Linked DNA regions of Homo sapiens: region 1 is linked to region 2. A link is a contact called in ENCODE POLR2A ChIA-PET data. All regions are on one chromosome and are shown on one strand. The core of a region is the stretch at or near the end of the contact, and the rest is flanking DNA. Distances in the headings are between cores, read along the strand shown. Region 1 overlaps VMP1 (vacuole membrane protein 1). Region 2 overlaps VMP1 (vacuole membrane protein 1).

Region 1 (6,404 bases), core at 1,214-3,713, 110 kb before region 2:
CTCTAATTGTATCATGTGGGCCTTTTGAAAGTAACAAACAGAAGGCCAGTCTGTTGCAAGTTTGCTGCTGAACATCACATTCCACCCTAAGAAAACACAAGGTGGATTGCATCGAGGGTGGATACCTTACCTTAGCACAGAAGGAAAAAGTATGTCAGTGCAAAGTATGGACTAAACTGCTTTCAGGAAAAAAGTTGTAAAAATTGATACAGGTTGGAAAAGGGAATTTTCCTTCCCGGCTTGGAGTCCTCCCAATTTAAGGCAGAACCCATCCACTCCAATTTCTGCAGTTTAAAACTTTCTCTACTTATTTAGTTTTCTCCTCTGAGTTCAACCGCTGCTGGATTCGTTTGGCATAACTTTGTGCCATGGAGTTAATGATAGATAGGATGAAGTAACACACCATGACAACGACCAACTTTTCAAACATCCAGGACAACCAGTTTTCTCCCTGTAGAAATAAATGCAGAACAATGCAATGAAAAAGGCTTCATTAGTTCAGTAGTAAAAAGAGGATCATCTATAATGCTTGAAGTGTGTAACTTACAAAACCTAAAGAATTAAAAATGAAAAGTAAGCAACCCCAACTACTCTGAAATCTCCATTACTCTCCTTTTTACACCCAACTATCAAGATTTCACTTTGTTGGATGTAAAATCAGTGTTGAATCACATAGTTTAGAATGGGATGAGTGTGAGGTTAGCTCTTCTACTAGGACCTAAGAATAAACTCTTTGATTAAACTCAACTCTGAAGTCGCCATGCAGATACTCATGAGTATTGTCAAGACAGTTAAATATTTTTGTTCCAGTATTAGGAGCTGTTTTTAAAACACACAAATGTATCTGTTTCTGATGTCATGTTTGGTCAACTGAGGGCAGCAAAGGTCCATAAGAAGAGTGCAAGGCCATTAAAAAAAACAGTGCTCTGGCCGGGCGCGGTGGCTCACATCTGTAATCCCAGCACTTTGGGAGGCCAAGGCGGGCGGATCATCTGAGGTCAGTTTGAGACCAGCCTGGCTAACACGGTGAAACCCTGTTTCTATTAAAATACAAAAAATTAGCTGGTGTGGTGGCACGTGCCTGGAATCACAGCTACTTGGGAGGCTGAGGCAGGAGAATCGCTTGAACCCGGGAGGCGGAGGTTGCAGTGAGCCAAGATCGCGCCATTGCACTCCAACTTGGGCAACGAGAGCGAAATTCTGTCTCAAAAAAACCCCAAAGAACAAAAAACGAACCAAACAAAACAAAACAAAAAAAACCTGTGCTTCCCTCGAGTTTCCCATTTCAGGTTATTGTTTACTCATCCTCTTCTAGTCATTTCCCTTTGCCTCAGAATCGTTTACAGAAAAGACAGTCTAAGTTTTAAAGTTCAGCTATGGTAAGAGCCTTGGTTTATTAAAAAATTATCATTTTCCCATGGGTGAAAAGAAAAATAGAGTGAAAATCAAAAGGAGATATTCAAGTCACCTCAGTAAGTCTAATACTTTGTTATGCTGTAAGTTTTAACTTTTTAATCCACTTGGGAAGTATATCTACCAATACATCATTTAAGATCAAGGCAACAACTCATTCTATGTAACAGAACCATTACTTTCCATTGGCTCTACCCTTGTTTTTAGGAGAAGATGTACAGAAGTTACACTTTCTAGTCTAAGACAAAGACAAATTTCCCAGTAGAGCATACACAGACGCTCAACTTCTGTCAAGGAACACTGGCAAACCAACTTCACTTATTTGCCTAAAAATGTGAGTGAGAGCTGTGAATGTAATTTCAGCCCGAAACTTCCCAGAGGGGAGAAGAAACCGGATTAAAGTCTTACCTGTGGTGTGCCCATTTCGCTTTTGTGGTGAAGCTTCTGCCGTTGAGCCTCCAGGTACTCCTGAAATGGCTTCTGCAGAGATGGACCTATGCCGGGGACAGCACTGGAAGCAGGGTACAGTAGCCCAAAGAAAAAGACACATTTGGGAAGAAAAGCAGGAAAAACGTTAAAGAAAATGTACTTACCACCTGGACTCAAAAGGCAGGGATTGGATAGGAAGAGGAATAAAATATAAAAATCAGAGAACTGCTGAAATTCTGTGACCCCTTTTTAGTTAAAAAAAAAAAAAAAAAAAAAGAAAATTTACTCCATCTAACAACCCCTTAAAAACCAAAATCTCTCCCACCAACATGTCTGGGAGAAACCAAGAGCTGTAAATCAGAAACCGCTTCCAGCAAAAGAGTTAGTCCTCAGAGTAAGGTCAGCTCAGCTGATACTGTACTCTGGTATGGCACAAAGAATAAAATGAATGACTTCTCAGAAGTCCCACATTTATCACCACTAGTTCCTGTAAGAACTGGTTTGAACCAATTAATAAGGAAATGACTTATGCTTGTGTCATCCCTAGTTAAAAAAGAAACTGCCCGCCCTCTCTCTGACTTGTCCCCTCTTCTCAGAGGGGGCGGTCTTTCTCAATCTAAGTCCTTATTAGGACAATCTGTGCGTCATCCTTATCCAAAAAGAATGCATTAGCAAACTTGGGAGGCACCTCCCACTAGTCAGAAGTCAGTGATTAACAAAGGAACAAAGAAGGAACTATGAACTTTGAATCCTTTCATGGTTTATGGTAGACAGTTTGCACAGAAACTCCAGTACATTAGTAACAGCTTGTTCTGAGATGATTGGGATAGTGATCTTTGATAAATTTATGTACTCGGAGCTCCTTCTTACCCAGAATACATGGAGGCAGTGCTGTTAAACCGGTTTGGCAACTGTAGCTAACAGGCTCCTGTTTTAGACATGCTTGCAGGCGTTTTTAAAAACGGTAGCTTGGGGCAACTTAGAAAAATCAAACATCTCTATTTTCTGTACCTTTTAGTTTCTTACCTGTTACATAGGGCTAAGGAGGTAAATAAGTTCAAACTCTTTCTTAGAGCCAGCCAAAGAGATTCCGATATGTACTTGCAACACTGCCTAATGCTTGTCCTATTAAGTACACTGACTCAAATTCACTTCACTTCACTTTTTTTTTTTTGAGACAGAGTCTCACTCTGTCCCCCAGGCTGGAGTGCAATGGCCTGATCTCGGCTCACTGCAACCTCTACCTCCAGGGTTCAAGTGATTCTCCTGCCTCAGCCTCCCAAGTAGCTGGGATTACAGGCGCTTGTCACCATGCCTGGCTATTTTTTTTTGTATTTTTAGTAGAGATGGGGTTTCACCATCTTTGCCAGGCTGGTCTTGAACTCCTGACCTCGTGATCCCCCTTCCTCGGCCTCCCAAAGTGCTGGGATTACAGGTGTGAGCCACCGCGACTGGCCTTCACTTCTTTTCTAGAACAATTCCTTGCTGCTTTTTATAACAAAAAGCAGGAATAGAAGAGTTTTTGCTATTATATTTTATCAGATGCTAACATATCCCTAACTTCTGGCTGATTCTTTTCTTTAATCCTTTTTATCTATCAGTCACCAAATACTTAATTGATTCCTTTTGCTGGGAAAAAAGCCAAAAAAAAAAAAAACCAAACTGCCCACAAGGAACTTAAAATCATTTATGGGGATTTGGATTCAAAACATAGGCAGATGCGCACACATGTGTGCGCACACACACACACGAACTGATCTGTGAACAAAATAATTTACAATTCAATATTAAAGTTTTTGGTACAGAAGATATATACCGAAGGAATTGGAGGGAGAAAAGAGAGATCAGTGAGGGGTGAAGTTGTTAAAAAGGTCCTCTAGGCCATGTGTGGTGGCTCACGCTTGTAATCCCAGCACTTTGGGAGGCCAAGATGGGAGGATGGCTTGAGCCCAGGAGTTCAATACCATCCTGGGAAACATGGTGAAACCCTGTCTCTACAAAAAATACAAAAATGAGCTGAGAATGGTGGCATGTGCCTGTAGTCCCTGCTACTCAGGAGGCTACAGTGAGAGCCCAGGAAGCTCAGGGCTGCACTGTACTCCAGCCTCGGTGACAGAGACCCTGCCTCAAAAAAATAAATAAATAAATAAAAATAAAAATAAAAAAATAAAAAAAAGATTCTTTAATGAATACTGAAGGAGGTACAAAAGGCCTGAACAGACATATATAATAAATGTGAATACTGCACTGATCAGACTAGAAGACCTGTGACAGACATAAAAGATGCTGTGAACAATCGAGAAAACTCATTACCTTCAGACTAGCCTCTCACTGAGCCACCGCTCCTGGCCCTGACTTTTAAGCAGACTTATATTAGGGAGGCAGACTAGTAATCTTTCCTTATATATTACAGGTGGGAATGCAAATAGCTCATCCATTTAGACTAGAAATAAATGACATGAATATAACAAATATATAAAATATTTTAAATATTTAATATATTAAATATATATAATTAAATATATGTATTTTTGTGTATATAAATATATGCACAAAAAGGTTGACTTTGAAAACTGCAAATTTATGTGGCCGGGAGCAGTGGCTCATGCCTGTAATCCCAGCACTTTGGGAGGCCGAGGCGGGCGGATCACCTGAGGTCGGGAGTTCGAGACCAGCCTGACCAATATGGAGAAAACCCGTCTCTACTAAAAATACAAAATTAGCCAGGCGTGGTGGCACATGCACAGAATCCCCACTACTAGTGAGGCTGAGGCAGGAGAATCGCTTGAACCTGGGAGGCAGAGGTTGCAGTGAGCCGAGATCATGCCATTGCACTCCAGCCTGGGCAACGAGAGTGAAACTCTGTCTCAAAAAAAAAAAAAACAAAAAACTGCATATTTATAAGAACTTTCCTTCTCATAAATCAATGTTTTCACTTTAACAGTACTCTGGCCAGGTGCAGTGGCTCACACCTGTGATCCCAGCACCAGGGGAGGCTGAGGTGGGCAGATCACGAGGTCAGGAGTTCGAGACCAGCCTGGCCAACACAGTGAAACCCTGTCTCTACTAAAAATACAAAAATTAGCTGGGTGTGGTGGCACACGCCTGTAATCCCAGCTACTCGGGAGGCTGAGGCCGAAGAATCGCTTGAACCCAGGAAGTGGAGGTTGCAGTGAGCTGAGACCACGCCATTGCACTCCAGCCTGGGCGACAGAGTGAGACTCCGTCTCAAAAAAAAAAACAAACAAAAAAGCAAAAAAACAAAACAGCCTGGCCAACATGGTGAAACCCTGTCTCTACCAAAAAGACAAAAATTAGGCCAGCCATGGTGGTTCACGCCTGTAATCCTAGCACTTTGGGAGGCCGAGGCAGGTGGATCACCTGAGGTCAGGAGTTCAAGACCAGCCTGGCCAACATGGCGAAACCCTGTCTCTACCAAAAAGACAAAAATTAGACCAGCCTCGGTGGTTCACACCTGTAATCCTAGCACTTTGGGAGGCCGAGGCAGGTGGATCACCTGAGGTCAGGAGTTCAAGACCAGCCTGGCCAACATGGTGAAACTCCATCTCTACTAAAATACAAAAATTAGCCGGGCATGATGGAGAGTGCCTGCAATCCCAGCTACTCAAGAGGCTGAGATGGGAGAATCACTTGAACCCAGGAGATGGTGGTTGCAGTGAGCCCAGATCGCACCACTCCACTCCAGCCTGGGCAGCTCAGCAAGACTCCGTCTCAAAAAAAAAAAAAAAATTAGCTGGGCATGGTGGCAGGTGTCTGTAATCTCAGCTACTTGGGAGGCTGAGATGGGACAATCGCTTGAACCCGGGAGATGGTGGTTGCAGTGAGCCTAGATCGCACCACTCCACTCCAGCCTGGGCAGCTAAGCTAGACTCCGTCTCAAAATAAAAAAACCAAAAAAACAAAAAACCCCCCCAAAAAACAAAAGTAGCCAGGCACGGTGGCACATGCCTGTAATCTCAGCTACTAGTGGGGGCTGAGGCAGGAGGATCCGCTTGAACCTGGGAGGCGGAGGTTGCAGTGAGCTGAGATCATGCCATTGCACTCTACCCTGGGCAACAGAGTGAGACTCCATCTCAAACAAAAACAAAAACAAAAACAAGGCTGGGTGCGGTGGTTCATGCCTGTAATCCCAGCATTTTGGGAGGCTAAGGCAGGCGGATCACTTGAGGTCAGGAGTTCGAGACCAGCCTGGCCAACATGGTGAAACCCCGTCTCTACTAAAAATACAAAAAATAAGCCAGGTTTGGTGGCGGGCGCCTGTAATCCCAGCTACTCGGGGGGCTGAGGCAGGAGAATCGCTTGAACCTGGGAGGTGGAGGTTGCAGTGCGCCATTGTCCTCCAGCCTGGGGAAAAAGAGGGAAACTCCGTCTCAAAACAAAACAAAAACAAAAATAAAAAACAGTACTGTAAATTGTCATTTAAATCTACCAGGGATAGCCATAGTCAAGCCATTATTTAAGAGAAAATTAAGAACCAAGACCCAAATGTTACAAAGAGTATGTTTTTGTTGTTTAGGGAAATGAGGAAGGGACTGGAAATA
Region 2 (6,201 bases), core at 2,917-5,416:
ATTGAAATTACAAAATGCTTTTGTTTTTGTTTTTTTTGAGACAGGGTCTCATTCTGTTGCCCAGGCTGGGGTGCAGTGGTAGCATGATTTTGGCTCACTGCAACCTCCACCTCCCTGGTTAAAGCGGTTCTCCTGCCTGAGCTTCCCGAGTAGCTGGGATCACAGGCATCTGCCACCACGCCCGGCTAGTTTTTTTTTGTATTTTTAGTAGAGATGAGGTTTCATCATGTTGGCCAGGCTGGTTTCAAACTCCTGACCTCAAGTGATCCACGCACCTCCGCCTCCCAAAGTGCTGGGATTACAGATGTGAGCCACCACGCCCAGCACAAAATGCATATACACTGTAAACCGGTAATTCCATTTCTAGGAATGATTAGGTATAAGGTGAAATGACTTGCACAACTTTATTGACCACAGCATTATTTGTACTAGCAAAAAATAATCAATAACTTATATATTACCAATAGAGGACAGAAGAGTGATTAAAGTACAGCACACTCGTACAATGGAAAGAAAAACTAAGCAGCCATAATAAAGAATAAATTTTTTTTTTTGGGGGACAGGGTCTTGCTCTGTCACCCAGGCTGGAGTGCAGTGGTGTGATCGCAGCTCACTGCAGCCTTGTGGGCTAAATCGATACTCTCACCTCAGTCTTTCCAGTAGCTAGCTAGAACTTGAGTAGCTAGCTAGAACTACAGGCGCATACGATCACATCCAGCAAATTTTTAAAATCTTTTGCAGAGATGAGGTTTCCCTGTGTTGTCCTGGCTGGTCTCAAACTCCTGGGCTCAAGAGATCCTTCCGCCTTGGCCTCCCAAAGTGTTGGGATTACAGGCGTGAATCACCACGCCCAGCCTAAGAATCAGTTTTTCATGTACAGTTATAGCATAATCTCTAAAATATTAAAAAACACCTGGTACAGAAGAGTAAGTTTGACATGCTAATGTTAATTTTAAATTCCAATGGGGTGAGCAGAAGAGGAAGAATATACAAATGTATGTGCTCTCTAAAAGGAAAGAAAAAAATAGCACACAAAAGCTCCTAATGGGAAGACACTATGATGTATGCAATGCCCATCTCTGAATCCTGAAACTCTTGGTGAAATTGCCAAGTTTACTGACAACCAAAGTAACCCAAAAGTCAGATCAGTGCTGCAAAATGTCCTCTGCAAGGCAATATGGTGATTAACAAACAAATGAGGCCGGGCGCGGTGGCTCATGCCTGTAATCCCAGCACTTTGGGAGGCCAAGGTGGGTGGATCACCCGAGGTCAGGAGTTCAAGACCACCCTGGCCAACATGGTGAAATCCCATCTCTACTAAAAATACAAAAATTGGCTGGGCGTGGTGGCGCATGCCTTTAATTCCAGCTACTCGGGAGGCTGAGGCAGAATTGCTTGAACCTGGGAGGCGGAGGTTGCAGTGAGCCAAGATCGCACCATTGCACTCCAGCCTGGTGACAGAGTGAGATTCCGTCTCAAAAAGCAAACAAACAAACAAACAAATGAAAACTACTATTTCAGATTCCTTGCACTTCCTCTAAAAGTAGAGGATTGCTGTGAAAATATTACCACACTAGAGTATTATTTGCCATGTGTTTGAGATGTCAAACAATTCAAAAGCTAAAAAAAAAGTATGATTACAACAAAAGTAAAACTTTTTTTTCATTTTCCTTTAAATGCATGAAGGAAAGTTTCTACTTAAATCATCCATATTAATAAAAGTCATCATTTTCAGGGTAACTGTATAAACAGGAGTCAAATACACTGAAATTTACCACAAATTCCAATTTGGTTAAAATATGAGTTTATTCATCTCAAACGATAATTTTAAAATAAATTTTTAAATAATATTCACATTCTAACTTTTTTGATAACTGTATATTTAAGAACAGTGTAGTAAGTTTATAATCTACTTCTAGAATTACAAAATAGCACAATAAAATTGAGCACTGAGCAAAGCCAAATAAACACTGACCATACTATAAGATTAACAAGTAATAATCTTGTACTTGGAACACTGTTTATGTGATTGTGGCCAGGCTCCTTCTGCCATCACTGTGAAATATCACCTTACAGGCCCTGACTGACCCATAATTTAATTTACTAAGAAGATAATATAAGATTAAAAATAAAAGAAGTAATATATCTCTATTTTATTCCAATGAAAAGTATATCATTTAAACCCATAGCACTCCTCCCTGCAAACCATCAAAATTTACCTGTGAAATTTCCATTATGATGTTCCTTGTTCATTGCTACACGTCTCTGGTCACAATTTTTTCCATTCTCTGCCATTTCATAGATCAGTAACTCTTGAGGAGCTAATACAGCAAAATAAAATCCAGCAATACATTACAAACTTCTGCTGTGTAGCTGTGACTGAATAAAACTGAATACAGGAATAACATCACAGTAATAAGCCACATGATATGTATGATGTGTTTACACTTTTTTTCTTTTATAACCAAAATTTGAACAATTTAGTTATTCTATTGAACAATTTATATAGATATTCTAATACAAATAGTAAAAATATAAAAGCCATATAGTTGTAAACCTTTTCCTAGTAGTTATTTCAGGGATCTTCCAGATTGAAATTTGGAGGTAATCTGTCCACAGAAGGAGGATATCAAGCACTAGTAACTCCAAATGTTAACACACTATAAAGTCTAACTCCTTCTAATTTACAATTAAATATCATACTACTGTGTACTCAAAATTAATCTTATCATTTTACCTTTTTACAGTTTTCTTTCATATTCCCTTTAACATTATTATATAAAAATAGAATATACTACAAAAGATGCTGCAACTGTTGATACATAAATCTAAGATCATAGACCAGTTTTATTTAGGAAACAATTCTACTGAATAAAATGATATGGGCAAAAAAAAAAACCAAACTTGAAATGTTTAAGATAGTTAAATGTACTTTATTTATAACATGCTTCATTTCATACTACAGGTATCAGTGCTTTTACTTTAATGTAATACAACATATAAAAACCAGATTGCCTGTGATTGTATCATTCTTCAGGTGTTAGTAAAGCAAAACTTTCTACTCAAAAAGCACATCACTTCAATAAAAGGCTAAAATGCTGAGTCCTTAATACAATAAATGCTGAGTCCTTAATACAATATTAAAACTTGCCCAGACACTTATAAAAAGACAACTGGGGCCGGGTGCAGTGGCTCATGCCTATAATCCCAGCACTTTGGGAGACCAAGGCAGGATGATCACTTGAGGTCAGGAGTTTGAGCCCAGCCTGGACTACACAGTGAGATCCCATCCTACATAAGATAAATAAATTAGCCAGGAGTGATGACCCATGCCTGTAGTTCTAGTTGCTCAGGAGGCTGAGGTGGGAGGATTGCTTGGGCTCAGGAGTGAAAGGCTACACTGAGGTATGATTGTACCACTGCATTACAGCCTGGGCAAAAGGGAGACCCTGCTTCAAAAAAAAAAAGAAAGTGAAAATAAATACAACCCACAGGAGAAAGTATTTACAAATCACATATATTTCATAAGAAGCGTGTATCGGGCCTGCAAACTCTTACAACTCAGTAATAAAAAGCAAATAATCCAATTAATAAACGGACAGAGGAGCTGCACAGATATTTCTCCAAAGATACACAAATTGCTAATAAGCACATAAAAAGATGTCTAACATCTTTAGCCATCAAGGAAATGCAAATTAAACCACAATGAGATACAATCTCATACCTGTTAGGATGGTTATAGTAAAAGACAGATAATAGACCAGGCGCAGTGGCTCACGCCTGTAATCCCAGCACTTTGGGAGGCCAAGGCAGGCAGATAGTGAGGTCAGGAGTTCAAGACTAGCCTGCGCAACATGGTGAAACCCCGTCTCTACTAAAAATACAAAAATTAGCCTGGCGTGGTGGTGGGTGGCTGTAATCCCAGCTACTCGGGAGGCTGAGGCAGGAGAATCGCTTGGACCCCCGAGGCGGAGGTTGCAGTGAGCCAAGATCGTGCCATTGCGCTCCAGCCTGGGTGACAGGAACAAGACTCTGTCTCAAAAAAAAAAAAAAAAGAAACAAAAAAAAGATAATAATAACAAGTGTTAGTGAGGATGTGGAGAAATCGGAACTGCTGGTGGGAATGCAAAAGAGTTCAGCTGCTTTGGAAAACAATCTGTCAGTTCCTCAAAAGGTAAAATACAGTTACCATATGACTCAGCAATTCAGGAATGTTCATAGTGACACTGTTAACAGACCAAAGGTTTTTTTTTTTTTTTTTTTGAGATGGAGTCTCTGTCGCTCAGGCTGGAGTGCAGTGGCATGATCTTGGCTCACTGCAACCTCTGCCTCCCGAGTTCAAGTGGTTCTCCTGCCTCAGCCTCCCAGGTAACTGGGATTACAGGTGCCCGCCACCATGCCTGGCTAATTTTTGTATTTTTAGTAGAGACGGGGTTTCACCATGTTGGTTAGGCTGGTCTTGTACTCCTGACCTTGTGATCTGCCTGCCTCGGCCTCACAAAGTGCTGGGATTACAGGCGTGAGCCACTGCGCCCAGCCTATAACCCAAATGTCTTATCAACTGATGAATGGATATAGGAAATACGGTATATGGTATACCCAAACAATGAAATATTAGCCATAAAAAGAAATAAAGTAGTAATACATACTACTGCATCAATGGAGTCTGAAAATATGCTAAGTGAAAGAAGTCAGTCACAAAAGACTACTTGTTATGATTCCCATTTATATGAAATTTCCAGAATATGCATATCCATGATAACAGAAAGTGGATTAGCAGATGAGCTGGAGAAAAATGGGGAGTAGCTGCCAATGAGTTGTGAGTTTTTTTCTGGGGTGATGATAATGTTCTAAAATTGTTTTGATAGTTGCATAGATGTGAATATACCGTTTAAATGGGTGAATTATATGATATGTGAATTATGTTTCAATAAAGCTGTTTAAGAATAGTCACCAGCAGGAACTATCCAAACTTCCAAATATTCATAGGAAATATATGTTATGAATACATATGAATAATATATTCATAGATTATAAATAAATAAATAAATAAATAATCTCATTTATTCATTCATTCATTTAGTTATGTTGCCCAGGCTGGTCTCGAACTCCTGGCCTGAAGCGATCCTCCTGCCCCAGCTTCCCAAAGTGGTGGGATTCCAGGCATGAGCCACTACCCACGCGTCTCTATATTTAATAGAAGACCCAAGAGTATTAGGAGTATTCTCATGGCCAAGTGGCTCAAATTTTTATATTTTATGAGCGGATTCAGTGACAATTTAGAATTCAAAGTCAGATATATGAGTTAGGGGGTTATATTATTAAGAAAGAAAATTCATGAAGTCACTTGATAAGATGCTTGTATAAGGTTTGTTTACCTATTCACTGAACAAATACTAACTGAACACTTTGTATGTGCCAAGAGTCATGCTAGATTTATATTTAGCTGATCAGAATATGATATGGTCATGGGTCCAATCTTCCTGTAGTTTGATAGCTGGTGCTAATTTATTCCTTGTCTAAACTCTAACTATTGTAACTATTTTCAAAATTTATGCCTCATAAAGGAAAACAAGTGAAAGCCTATAAAAATCACTAGAAAAAAAAGCACACATTCATCACTGTAATATTCTCCTTTTTAAGATACAATCCATTTGTGTATACCTTTGTTTTGTTGTCTTCAATGCTGAATAAGCAAATAAACACATCAAGAAATAAAATATAGGTTTCTATTAGTATAGATAGCCTTAAGTAGACAATCATAAGATTTAAAATCTGAAAAATCTGGATTTGATCCCAGATTTGCCACTGATTAGTTGTGTGATCTTAAGCAAAGTTTCATTTTCTTTAGTCCTTCATTGTTTGGATTCACAAAATGAGGACAATAATTGCCACTTTCAAATGATTGATGTGTAGATGAAATAATCTATGTATGCATGTGTATGTTTGTTGATACGCATGCATGTGTGACTATAAATACCAATACATCAAAAGAGTAGGAGGTAATAAACGTACAAAATGCCTAAACTATAAAAAACAACTTCACAGCACATGCCTCATTGTTATTGTATCAGTGATGCCAGTGTTGTTCATTCAGCTCTCATTTTAAAAGTTCGGGGGTCTCCAATGGGCACTGAGGATACAAATATTAATAGGATAAGGAGGTCCCTGTCCTCAAGAGGATCACAGTCTGGTAAAGAA

What was found. ChIA-PET counts read pairs that join two places held with the same protein, here RNA polymerase II (POLR2A).
Region 1: POLR2A ChIA-PET joins it to region 2 with 10 read pairs in IMR-90. The contact joins two enhancer-like sites. POLR2A ChIA-PET finds 5 or more read pairs at or near these places in 15 of 52 experiments (AG04449, Caco-2, HCT116 and 11 more).

The regions. Positions count from the first base shown.
Region 1 is chr17:59,833,815-59,840,218 of GRCh38, reverse strand. VMP1 (vacuole membrane protein 1) reads right to left here. Exons shown (of 12, transcript NM_030938.5): 11 at 1,822-1,924; 12 at 1-451. The coding sequence ends at 308. Among named protein-coding and RNA genes, the nearest start is that of MIR21, 4.2 kb to the left of the region's middle. RefSeq lists enhancers at 1,370-2,099, 1,605-2,804, 631-2,968, 2,550-3,009, 5,110-5,609. Within about 2 kb of position 2,463, at least 31 of the 41 ENCODE cell types and tissues checked have a DNase peak (open chromatin) inside an H3K27ac peak, as active enhancers do.
Region 2 is chr17:59,727,541-59,733,741 of GRCh38, reverse strand. It overlaps VMP1 (vacuole membrane protein 1), which reads right to left. Exons shown (of 12, transcript NM_030938.5): 2 at 2,220-2,321. The coding sequence starts at 2,295. Among named protein-coding and RNA genes, the nearest start is that of VMP1, 23 kb to the right of the region's middle. Within about 2 kb of position 4,166, at least 3 of the 41 ENCODE cell types and tissues checked have a DNase peak (open chromatin) inside an H3K27ac peak, as active enhancers do.